Regions from separate parts of the Homo sapiens genome. Here region 2 is linked to region 1. The links are chromatin loops, found by intact Hi-C in ENCODE. Cell type or tissue: PC-9. All regions are shown on one strand.

The links. Hi-C counts contacts between places; a loop is a spot of excess contacts. Peaks named below come from ENCODE experiments on the same cell type or tissue, not always from the same donor. Only the 100,000 strongest peaks of a DNase experiment are listed, where the experiment ranks them.
Region 2: it touches region 1 in a loop (9-fold over the local background); 3 of 110 quality-filtered maps call a loop at or near these places.

Annotation. Positions count from the first base shown.
Region 1 is chr5:68,250,953-68,255,952 of GRCh38, forward strand. The region is part of intron 2 of PIK3R1 (phosphoinositide-3-kinase regulatory subunit 1); the gene reads left to right. Among named protein-coding and RNA genes, the nearest start is that of PIK3R1, 38 kb to the left of the region's middle. In PC-9, a CTCF peak has its summit at 1,903 (motif pointing left); no DNase peak of the experiment used is centred here.
Region 2 is chr5:66,811,528-66,816,527 of GRCh38, forward strand. All of the region lies in intron 3 of MAST4 (microtubule associated serine/threonine kinase family member 4), which reads left to right. Among named protein-coding and RNA genes, the nearest start is that of MAST4-AS1, 190 kb to the right of the region's middle. In PC-9, CTCF peaks have their summits at 3,072 (motif pointing right) and 3,271; no DNase peak of the experiment used is centred here.

The sequences.
Region 1 (5,000 bases):
TTTAAGAGAGTGTGTATGTTTTCGTTTTGTGAACAAAGGAAAGTTAATCTGGTGCTCCGTGTCTGTTTTGTAATTCCCCAAGGGAGAAGGAAAGGGAGGGAAATGATTGATTTCCAGATAGGATAAAAACCAGTCAGCACACAATGGGTTACTGCCACCGCTTTCTGATAAGGATCCTACTTCAACTATCTGAAGAGATTCTTCAAGGTGGAGGATACAGTGGTTATATTAGTTACTCTCACCCTTGTTATTATGGAAGGTAAAATTCCTGGATCCTAGATTTAATTTTAAAATAGTAATTTAATAATGTCTGGTGGAAACCTCTTAAAAAAAACACTTTGCAGCACATCTCTGGTAGCCCTGTGCTTGAGATGACTTTTAGGCTGCCAGTTCAGAAGATGGAAGATATAAACTGTGTTGATGAGTTGGTTTTTCAGTGGACCCTGTTAGGTTCCTTTTTTAAAAAAATAATAATTTTTATAATGAGTATGTCTTCGTGAGCCCTCACAACCCTTGAAGTTTTTACTTGTTTGGCAGAACTAAGGGCACTGAACGTTTGTAAGCCGTTCACTAACACTTACAGGAAGGGCATAAAAGGGTGCTCAAGTCAGTCTGTAGGTGGTGGGGGCGGGGTGGAAAGAGGGGATTCCTGTAGGCCTGGATGAATCAGCCACTGATTTCTGATGGTAGCCCCAGCTGCAAAAAAGTAGGAAGCTTTTTTTATGGACAGAACTACAACTCCTTTCTTTCAAGTTTTTCAGCCTTTTCACACTTTTCCATTCTTCAGACTTTGCAAGTTTTTAAACAAAATGTTTGTATTTCCCCAAAGGAAATCACACAGTTGACTGCATTATGAGAGGGAAAGGAGCAAACTCTGTCTCATCTGAGGAGGGGCTCAGATCAGGAGTTGTGTAGGGCCCTCACCCGGTTGGGGGTGGTGGAGCCTTGGCTGTGTGCAGGAGTGACTGTTCTTGGAGATGTTCTGGTTGGATCATGAGTTTGGGCTTGGAAAGCACTGCCTCAAGTTCATCAGCAGGAATGAGGTAGAATTCACTACTTGCTGTCTTAAGACCTTTCTGTCTGCCAAGTGTTTGAGCAATCCCTCACATCTCCCCCTTGAACTAAAGAGCAACAACTGGTCAAGAGCCCAGCAGGGATGAAAAAGGTTGGCCCCTTGCATCCTTCATCTGCTGTTTAGACTAAGGGCCGCATTGTAGACCACTCTCGGCCATGCTGTCCTGAACCCGAGGATCAGCAGAATTACAGGCCCAATTTCAGGCAGACGTGAGCTTGCATCTGATGACAGGCAAGTACCTACATGTGTCTTTCATTACTCCGCTGCCTTAGGAGATGCTGTTTAAGTTGGCAGATATGCTTATTTGAAAGCAAAGCTTGTTGCTGGTGAGATTACTGAATTTACAAAAAAAAAAAAGTGGGGGGATCAGATGCCAAGGGAGAGGGAAGGGAGTGTGTAGCATTTAAAAGTGTGGTGAAGCCATCAAGTTAACAAGAAAAAGTAGAATAAAATGTGGTTCCAATTTGTTGTACTGGGCTCAAGATGATAATATTGCAATAGTAAACTGTAGGGATGTGTGCGTGCAAATGTGATTACATGTGTGCTTGCTTTCTGAATTTCAAAATTGTAGAAGTTATTAGAAGTTCTAATTTTAGTTCCCAATTTAATTTACTCTGATAGTAAATTAGTAATTTTCAAGGGATTTACTGATAATCAGAACAAAGATTTGCAATTTCTAGGACAGATCCCCAATTTTGGGGGTGGGAAGGAGCTACTTTGTATTTCCCTGAAACCTTGAGTTACTGGGGCCGAACATGTAGGGCAGATATTGAATGACCAATCCTAATGCTCTTAGCAACTTTGCTAAGTAAAACCCCGCTGCCATCCAGTGGCAATTGGCTATACGGCATGGTAGCTGTAAAATATGCCCTTTTCTGCCTTTTCTCCCTCAGATTCCACCTTTCTCAGATGCTCCCAGTTTTTTTTCCCAGATGGCACCTGACACAGTACTTGACAGGAAAAATTGACTTTATGTCTGGCTTAGGTAATTCAGGGCAAGTGTGCATTTATTTACCTTGTCTCTTCTCCTAGCAATACTAATTTTTATCTACGTTGCATTTTTATTTTCTCCCCAGATTTGTCATAACACACATACTTTTTCCTTGAATATTTTTGTTACCTTAGCTAAAGAATTAATGCATTGTGGTATTTCTGCTTGTCATAGTTTTACTTTAGAGTAGATTTCGCTTATATCTTTGTATTTATGCTTTGAGCTGTGGTTTACCAATTTCCTAGCATGTTTCATGACACTTATCCTACATTTCAGACAAGGATTTATGTGTCCCATAGGATTCAAGCTGGACTTGGAGAAAGAGCCAGCTAGCAAATGGAATTATTCTGACTTGTGAAAGGTTCCAGCCTTTTAAAACTAGGCTCTGAGAAATAAAAAAACAAATATTCTTGGGAAGAAACTGGGTTTGTGAGTACTTGGCTAGAAATTTTAGGAAAGGAAAGAACATTTCCTCTGGCCTCGGGAGCACATTCAATGTGAAATATTGCTGCCTTTAAAAGAGCCAAACTTAAATTTCTATTTGGATCATTTACTTGACTTAAAAATAAAGGGATCTATTTTTTTTTAAGGTTCAGAACCCTATTTTAAATAAAATGACATTCTAGTAAGTCAGGCAAGATGCCCCCAACATGAGCTATTAATTAAAAACAGCCGGAACTTCTGGAGGTGTTAGCAAGTATCTACTATGAGCTTGGGGATTGGCGAAATCTGGTACAAGTTAGTTCCAGCTGCGCACATTTGCCTTATTACAGTTCTTTATGATAAATTAAATGCATGCTTCATACATCCTTTGGTGTAGTCATATTCTCTCAGCACTTGACTAAGCAGGTGGAAAGCTTATTTAGTCATAGGATGACTGAAAACAATGAACTATAAACCCATGTATATCCACTCCAAGAAAAGAGCTAATAAATGTCATGTTTTTTATTTTCCCGTGGACCCCCTTTTTTTTTTTTTTTTTGTATTTTATAACCTTTCCAGAATCTTGAGTGATTTTTAAATGTTTGCCCTTTGGTCATAAATGCAGCAAGTAAATGTGAGTCTGCACACTCGAATGTTGTATAAATCAGTTGACCAGTCAGTGTTGGAGCAAACTTCTCAGGATTGCTCTGTGAACTCCCTGTTCTCTGGCAGTTGCCAAATACAAAGATAAACCAGGAGAGACTTATTCCCAAGAAAAGAATGATTCTGCATCCTTAACTTACATATAAACTGTTGAGATGTTTCATTGTTTTGTATGGTCAAGCCCCTTCTCTTGTTCTCTCTCTTCATCAATTAGTATGGAAAATTGGAAGTTTACTGAAAAGAGTTTCGAATCATGGGATTTTAGATTTGAAAAGGACCAGAGGGATCATCTACTCTTCCAACAAATAAAAAATAAAACCCCCAAAGGAATGAATGATCCATGGCTGGGACATTGGAATCTCTCTATAAAGGAGAAATCATATTAAGGTATTTTCATCTTAGGCCTCTAACCCCAAGGGTATCTTTACAAAGACTTTATTTTAGTGAAGCCTTCAATAAACAGTGACCTCATGTCAAGAATTCTAAAGAGAGGGTTATGGAATATTGGTTTGATATTAAAGTCATTGTTATCTTGGAGCTGGCCTGAATGGACTAATAAGTGGCCTGTCACCAGTTGTAACTTACTTTTACAATTTTAATGTGATTTAAGGGAAGACACTCTTGGAAATGCTTAGTTATGGTTCATACCCATAATCGTGTTTCTTTTAGGTCTTAAAATTTTATATAATACAGGGGAGTAGATTGCATCAGTACAGTCTTTTTCTTTTTTTCTTTTTTTTTTTTATGATGCAAACAAAGCAGTATCTTAAATTAAATCAAGGTTTCTTAAGGTTCCAGATTCTTATTCCTAAATTTTCCACTGAGTAACCTCCAAATTCTTCTCCTGCCTTTGTCCCTAGTTGACACAAGTCAGGCCACAATTTTTTTTCTGCAAATGGACGAGCTGCTGCTCAGAGGCTGCACTTACTGGTGAGAGATCCTTCAAGGGAAATGAATCTGGAATGGCCTGGAACATTTGTCTTTGGGTTGCTCCAGGGCTTTATTAGAGCTTCTGAGATTTCTAAGTAGGTGATGAAATTTAGCAGCATCTGATTTTCTAAAATGACCAAAGGAGAATTGTTTCAGTCCCTGATTTGCAAAGTACTCACTTTTTGGTCCTCTCAAAATTTTTGTCAGATAAAGATTTTTCCGTGCCATGGATATAAGAAATAACCCACTCTTACCGATAAAGGGAAGTTAGTGTTGTAAAGGAACAAATGGTGATTCAGGTTTGGGAGACTTTGGAGGTATTCATTCTCCACTAAGCTATATCCCAATACCATCATTATCTGGGTCAGCCTCCGATTCAGCCTCATCCTGTGCTTCAGCAGTGGGGTAAAACAAATGTCACTTGTTAGCTGCTTCTTCATGACCTTCATAGACTATGCATTAATTTGAAGCCCTGCCCCCAAAAATAGTGCTTGGGGGGGAAATGAGTTAGTGATTTTGTGAAGATAATGGGAGTTGAGGAAAACACTTAAGTTTGCTTTTCTGAGCTCTAGCTTCATTTTACTTCTCAGTCTCAGTATTTAATTGTCTCCACTGTTTTTTCTAACTTGGAAGGAAATCAGATGGCGAAAGTGAAACATACGGCTATCAATGTGAAAAAGCTGCTCCCTATAGCACTGGAATTCTCTTGTCATTAATAGCTCTTGTAGTCGACAGATTATAATATACAGAGTCATAAATGTTCTTGTTGTCATTTGGAAAATTACAAATTCCCAAAAAGTGGTGATTATTTGGGGCTTTGGGTCTGCAAGACGTTTCACATTAAAATGCTGATAATATCTTCAAAAACCACAGAGCCATGGGCCTTGCAGGCTTGGTAACTGACTGCCTTTGTGGTGT
Region 2 (5,000 bases), 1.4 Mb before region 1:
AAATAAATTGGATGCATTTCCGAGCTGGGGAAAGCCTCGGAGTATTTCTGATGTCTTGATAGAACATATAATACATTCTGGGTAGGTTAACATCTGTTATCTTAAGCTTTTTAGTAGTCAGTCATGTCAAGAAAGTCTAATCTGGTGAACATCTTGATTTAGCCATCTGTTGGGTCCTAGTGCACTCACATGTAAAGGGAGCAAATGGGCAATGAAAATGAGTTTGACCTGTTACTCTCAAACGATGAAGGCATTGCACACTCTAAATAATGGTACCTGTCAGGTTTTTGGATGCTTTCCTCAGAAAAGAGAAAAGATATTTAAAAGATAGTTGCAAATGCAGTAGGGGTGGGTAGAGAACCTGGTGACTTTAGGAATCAATACTGGAATTGTGTACCTAGGCTGTAATTTATCAAAACATCTCCAAGTATTTTACAGGGGAGTACGTGAGTGCCCTAATTTTACAAATGAAGCAGTTGATGGCTGTAAACTGCTTCTTAGCCATGGTCTAGGGCTGTGTTTGGGTCGGGAGGGAGAGAACCGCAAACAACATGATGCAAGGCTGGCGCGGGCTAGTTGGATAATGGTGAAATCTTATGCATTAGAAGGCTATCGATAAGTCTCATTACCACACAGCCATTGGGTACAGAGCTGACCGCTGAGCCACACCAGACCAGGAAGTATGCCAAGGAAACAATCAATAGAAGATATATTACTGAAAATTAATATTCTGCTGCTGAATTATTTTTATCGATTTAGGGATTGTGAAAATGGCCTTAGATAGTTTTATGAACAAAAAGCCTTTGTATTTCTTGAGTAGAAGACCAAAATAACAGAGGAAATCCCATCGCTAACACAAAACCTTGAAACATGGCCCAGGAAACAGAACACTTATCGTCTGTCCTCAGGAGAGCCCCTGCCTATGTTCACTTAGAGAGGTGGGTTATCTTGCAGAGCCACACGGGTACAGCTTCATTGCCATGGTCAAATCTTGGCTCCGATAGAACCTGTGTTGAGGAAATAATCAGAAGAAACATTAATAGCGTAATCTACAAAGCGGAAAAATAGAAATGCTTGCATCGTGTGAAGTGGGTCAGACGGTTGAATTAGGGAGTTGTAGGGCTGAGGGTGAATGTGTGGATTTTGCACATTTGGTAGTAAAAGGCTGTGGTTTGCTTAGATGGACAGCTCTTCTGCATTGCCCTTGGTACGTAGTAATGCTGTGTGCTGCGGGGCGCTGTCAGTGGGTTTTGGGAGCTGGTGCTCTTGACAATGTGTTGTTACCTGCTCCTGCTCCCTTCCGTTCACATCTTCCCTATTCTCTCCTTTTCCTTCTGAAGTCACCACCTCTCTTGCAGTTTAGAAGTGTATTATTTATGGGAAATAAAAAGTTAGTGCTGATAAGAAGCAGCATCACTGGGGCTCAGTTTGCGCATCATTAAAATGGAGCATTTGAAACACATGGTTTCCAGCTCCGAAGTGGAATGTTTCTAGGATTCAGCTAAGACTGACCATTCTTATGGAAGCATTTCCTGGAAAGTGTTAATGAGAATGCTGTTGCATTCCAAGAGCTTTGAGGAAATCTAATTCCTGACAAAAAATATTCTTAGGAAATCTTGCTCAATATATAGTTATTAACTTTTTATCACTTTGTGGGGAGCTTTTCATCTCAAGACTTTTCTATTAAATTGAAAAAATTGTGTTTGGGATGCATTTTCACAAAATATGTATCGCAATTATAGAGGAATGTTCACATTTGCTGATTCTGGGTATAAGCATGTTTATTCTTCCAACTTTACTGGAGGTTTGAAAAATTTTAAACTAAAATATTGGAGAGTAAAACCAGACAAGTGTATTTTTCCCTCCTTCAAGGAAACTAAGACAAATGAAAGGAAACAGTTTATTAACTGAGTTTTCCACAGTCATACAAGAGTGTAGTGGAAGAACCAGAAAGAGATTCCAGCTGTTCAGTTGCCTTTCTTGTACTTTTCGGCCATCTCTGCTCCCTTAGGAAAGGCAGATGCAGGAGAATTTCCTCCAGGTGCAGCTTCTGAACAGAATATCTCTGAGTCTTGCAACATTGCCATGTATTTTTACTTATAAATTATCCAAATGGGAAAAGCAGAAGATTGGTACTTAAGTGTCAGTTTTATAAAACTGCTAATTACATGGCATTGAGTAGATATTTCACCTAATGAGAAGAAATAGGTGGTTTAACTCTGAACCTGGAATTTTTATTTCTGACAGCTTGAAACAGAAAAATGAGTCCATGGGAAGTAGTAGTTAGTTGTGAAAGAAGGAATGTTAGATGCAAATCTAGTAGTTTGATGGGGAGACAAAATAAGAATTGCATGCTGCACTCTTACATTGCTTTCAGAATTGTTTTGTTGGAAGGTTACTGGGAACATGAGATAGTGTGATAAGGTCTTTAATTATCCTACTTGTCTGTCATCTCTGGAAAGTCAGGAGAGAGGAGTTGAACACTTTCTGCTTCACCTGATCCGGGGGACCTGATCCGGGGGACCTGTGTGGGTTAAGAGGAGGATGGGCCTCCAGGGGCCACTTCTCAGGAGCAGACAGTGCTGTTCTGTTCCTTCTCTCTCCCCTGGGACCTTAGGGAAGGAGATATTTTTCAGTTTTGTGATGTTACCTGGCCTAGTAACAAATTATGAAATCAGAATAACCTGTTTATGATCAACATGTACTTCAAACATTTGGAAAAATAAAGAATTGCTCACTGTGCCTCCTCAGTGCTAGGGAGCTCTTGGATGCTGGGTCATCAACGTGGGAGGGAGGTGATCACTTTCATTATGGCCTCGGGCAAGCATTTTCCTGTTGTGGGGCTTTTTTTACCTTTGGCTACCTCCCTTGCGCCTAATCAAGTATGAGGAGCAGCCACAGATATGTAAAAGAGGCCAGCAGTCCCTTCTGGCTCATTCAGAGCATCACCTTCTAGAGCACCTTTGATGGGACAGGCTCCGCATTTCTCATTAGATGATCCTCTGAAATATATTTCTTCTGATCTTCATCTCCAGAGACAAGGTGAAATGCACTGATGAAGGTGGTAGTTTGTCCACTAGGTGGCACATCAGCAAATCTCCTTTGCAAGGGATGGAGGTAAAAATACTGGGGATTTTTAAAAAGATGTATCTGTCAAGCATGTGAGATAAAGGTATGCCCTACGTGCAAGGTGATTTGCTAAGTCAACTGGGGGAAGAAAACATTCTAATTCTCTCATTGTAACAAAATTGCCAGGAAGAACTTTTTAAATGCTAATAGACTTGTTGAAATTAAAAAGCTTTATGATGCATCCTAGAGATTTTTTTTTTCCCCACAAAAGTTGGGCTGCAGATCACTGCTGCAAGTAAGAGAATGCTGTTAATCTTGCTAGCATTCTGAGTATATAAAATAACGTATGGAAGATGTTTAGACATCCTAGGTTTATATATTTGAATTATGTTCTGAAAATGGTGCATACTTGAGCTAGAGGGATTCCTACCAGTAACTTTTTAAAAAATTAGTGGAACATGTTAGGTATAACTTACATTTGAAGGAATAGACTTCATGTTGCTAGAATGCATTATCAGTAATTCTTATTGCATGCACAACTAAACATAGCTAAATGAATAACTCCATGCTGAGCACATATTAGTTATGATTTTTATACCAAAATGTTTAAAAATACTTCTTTAGAAGCATATAAAGGAAGCGACATTTCTATTTCTTAATCCAAGTATCCCTTCTGAAAACTGAGCAGTAAAATTAGTAACATATTCCCCCCTTATCTGAGGCTTGACTTTCTGTGGTTTAAATGGGTGAATACAGTACAGTATTTTGACAGATTACATTCACATGACTTTTATTACAGCATAGTTATAATTGTGCTATTTTATTCTTGTTAATCTCTTACTGTACCTAATTTATAAACTTTATCATACGTATGTATATATTTTAATAGAAAAAAAACAGTATATATGGGGCTTGGTACTATCTGTGGTTTCGGGCATTCACCAGGCATCCTGGAACTTATCCCTGGAGTGTAAGGGGAGACTGCTTTCCTTGTATTTCAGAAGACAAATAACGTTTTTAAAAAATTCTTCTTTCTGGTAAAGCATTCAGATTTTATTTTATTTTTCCCCCTAAAGAAACTGGTATTATTTATGATGGCTTAGGGTATTGCTTTACAAATAAGAATCAGATTTAATTTATTAGGTTTGTCTGTAGGTAAAACAGGATACATACATCCTTTTGAATCCAGTTTTCTTTAGAGGACAGTTGAAGTGTACAATTAACAGGCTCCTCACAAACGTCCTTACCTGCTGTCCCAGAGGAGAGTGGTGACAGGTTTTCAGGGTTGTCAGGTAAAGTATGGAATCATCACCAGGGTTCAGGTGGCATTAGAGAAACCTCAAGGAGGAAAAGGAGGAGGAACCTGTTAGCTTTTAATAATTGAGTCATGTAATGTCTTCAGTAAAGCCAGGATAGACAGGACTTATCCAGTTCACTGAACTTCAATTTTAGAGGAAGATTGAGGAAAAGTGCCCTGCCATTCCATGCAAATGCTAGTCTTTGGTGAAAAGAGATTAAAAATATTATCTTATGGCATGCTTGTCTAACCCGCAGCCCAGGACAGCTTTGAATGCAGCCTAACACAAATTTGTAAACTTTCTTGAAACATTATGAGATTTTTTTTTGTGATTCTTTTTTTTTTAAGCTCATCAGCTATTGTTAGTGTTCATGTATTTTTTGTGTGGTCCAAGACAATTCTTCTTCCGATGTGGCTTAGGGAAGCCAAAAGACTGGGCACCCCTGTTCACGGCCACAGGAATCAGTGCTTCCTTTCCCTCTGTTTCTAATCAATCACCTCTCTCATCCCCTCACCTTTCCTCAAGTTTTATAATCATTTATGATAAATATTACAGGAACATAGTAGGAAAGTCTTTTAGGTATTTGAGCTGTTTTATGTAAGAGTGTAGTAAGCAGAAGGAAATTATACTCTG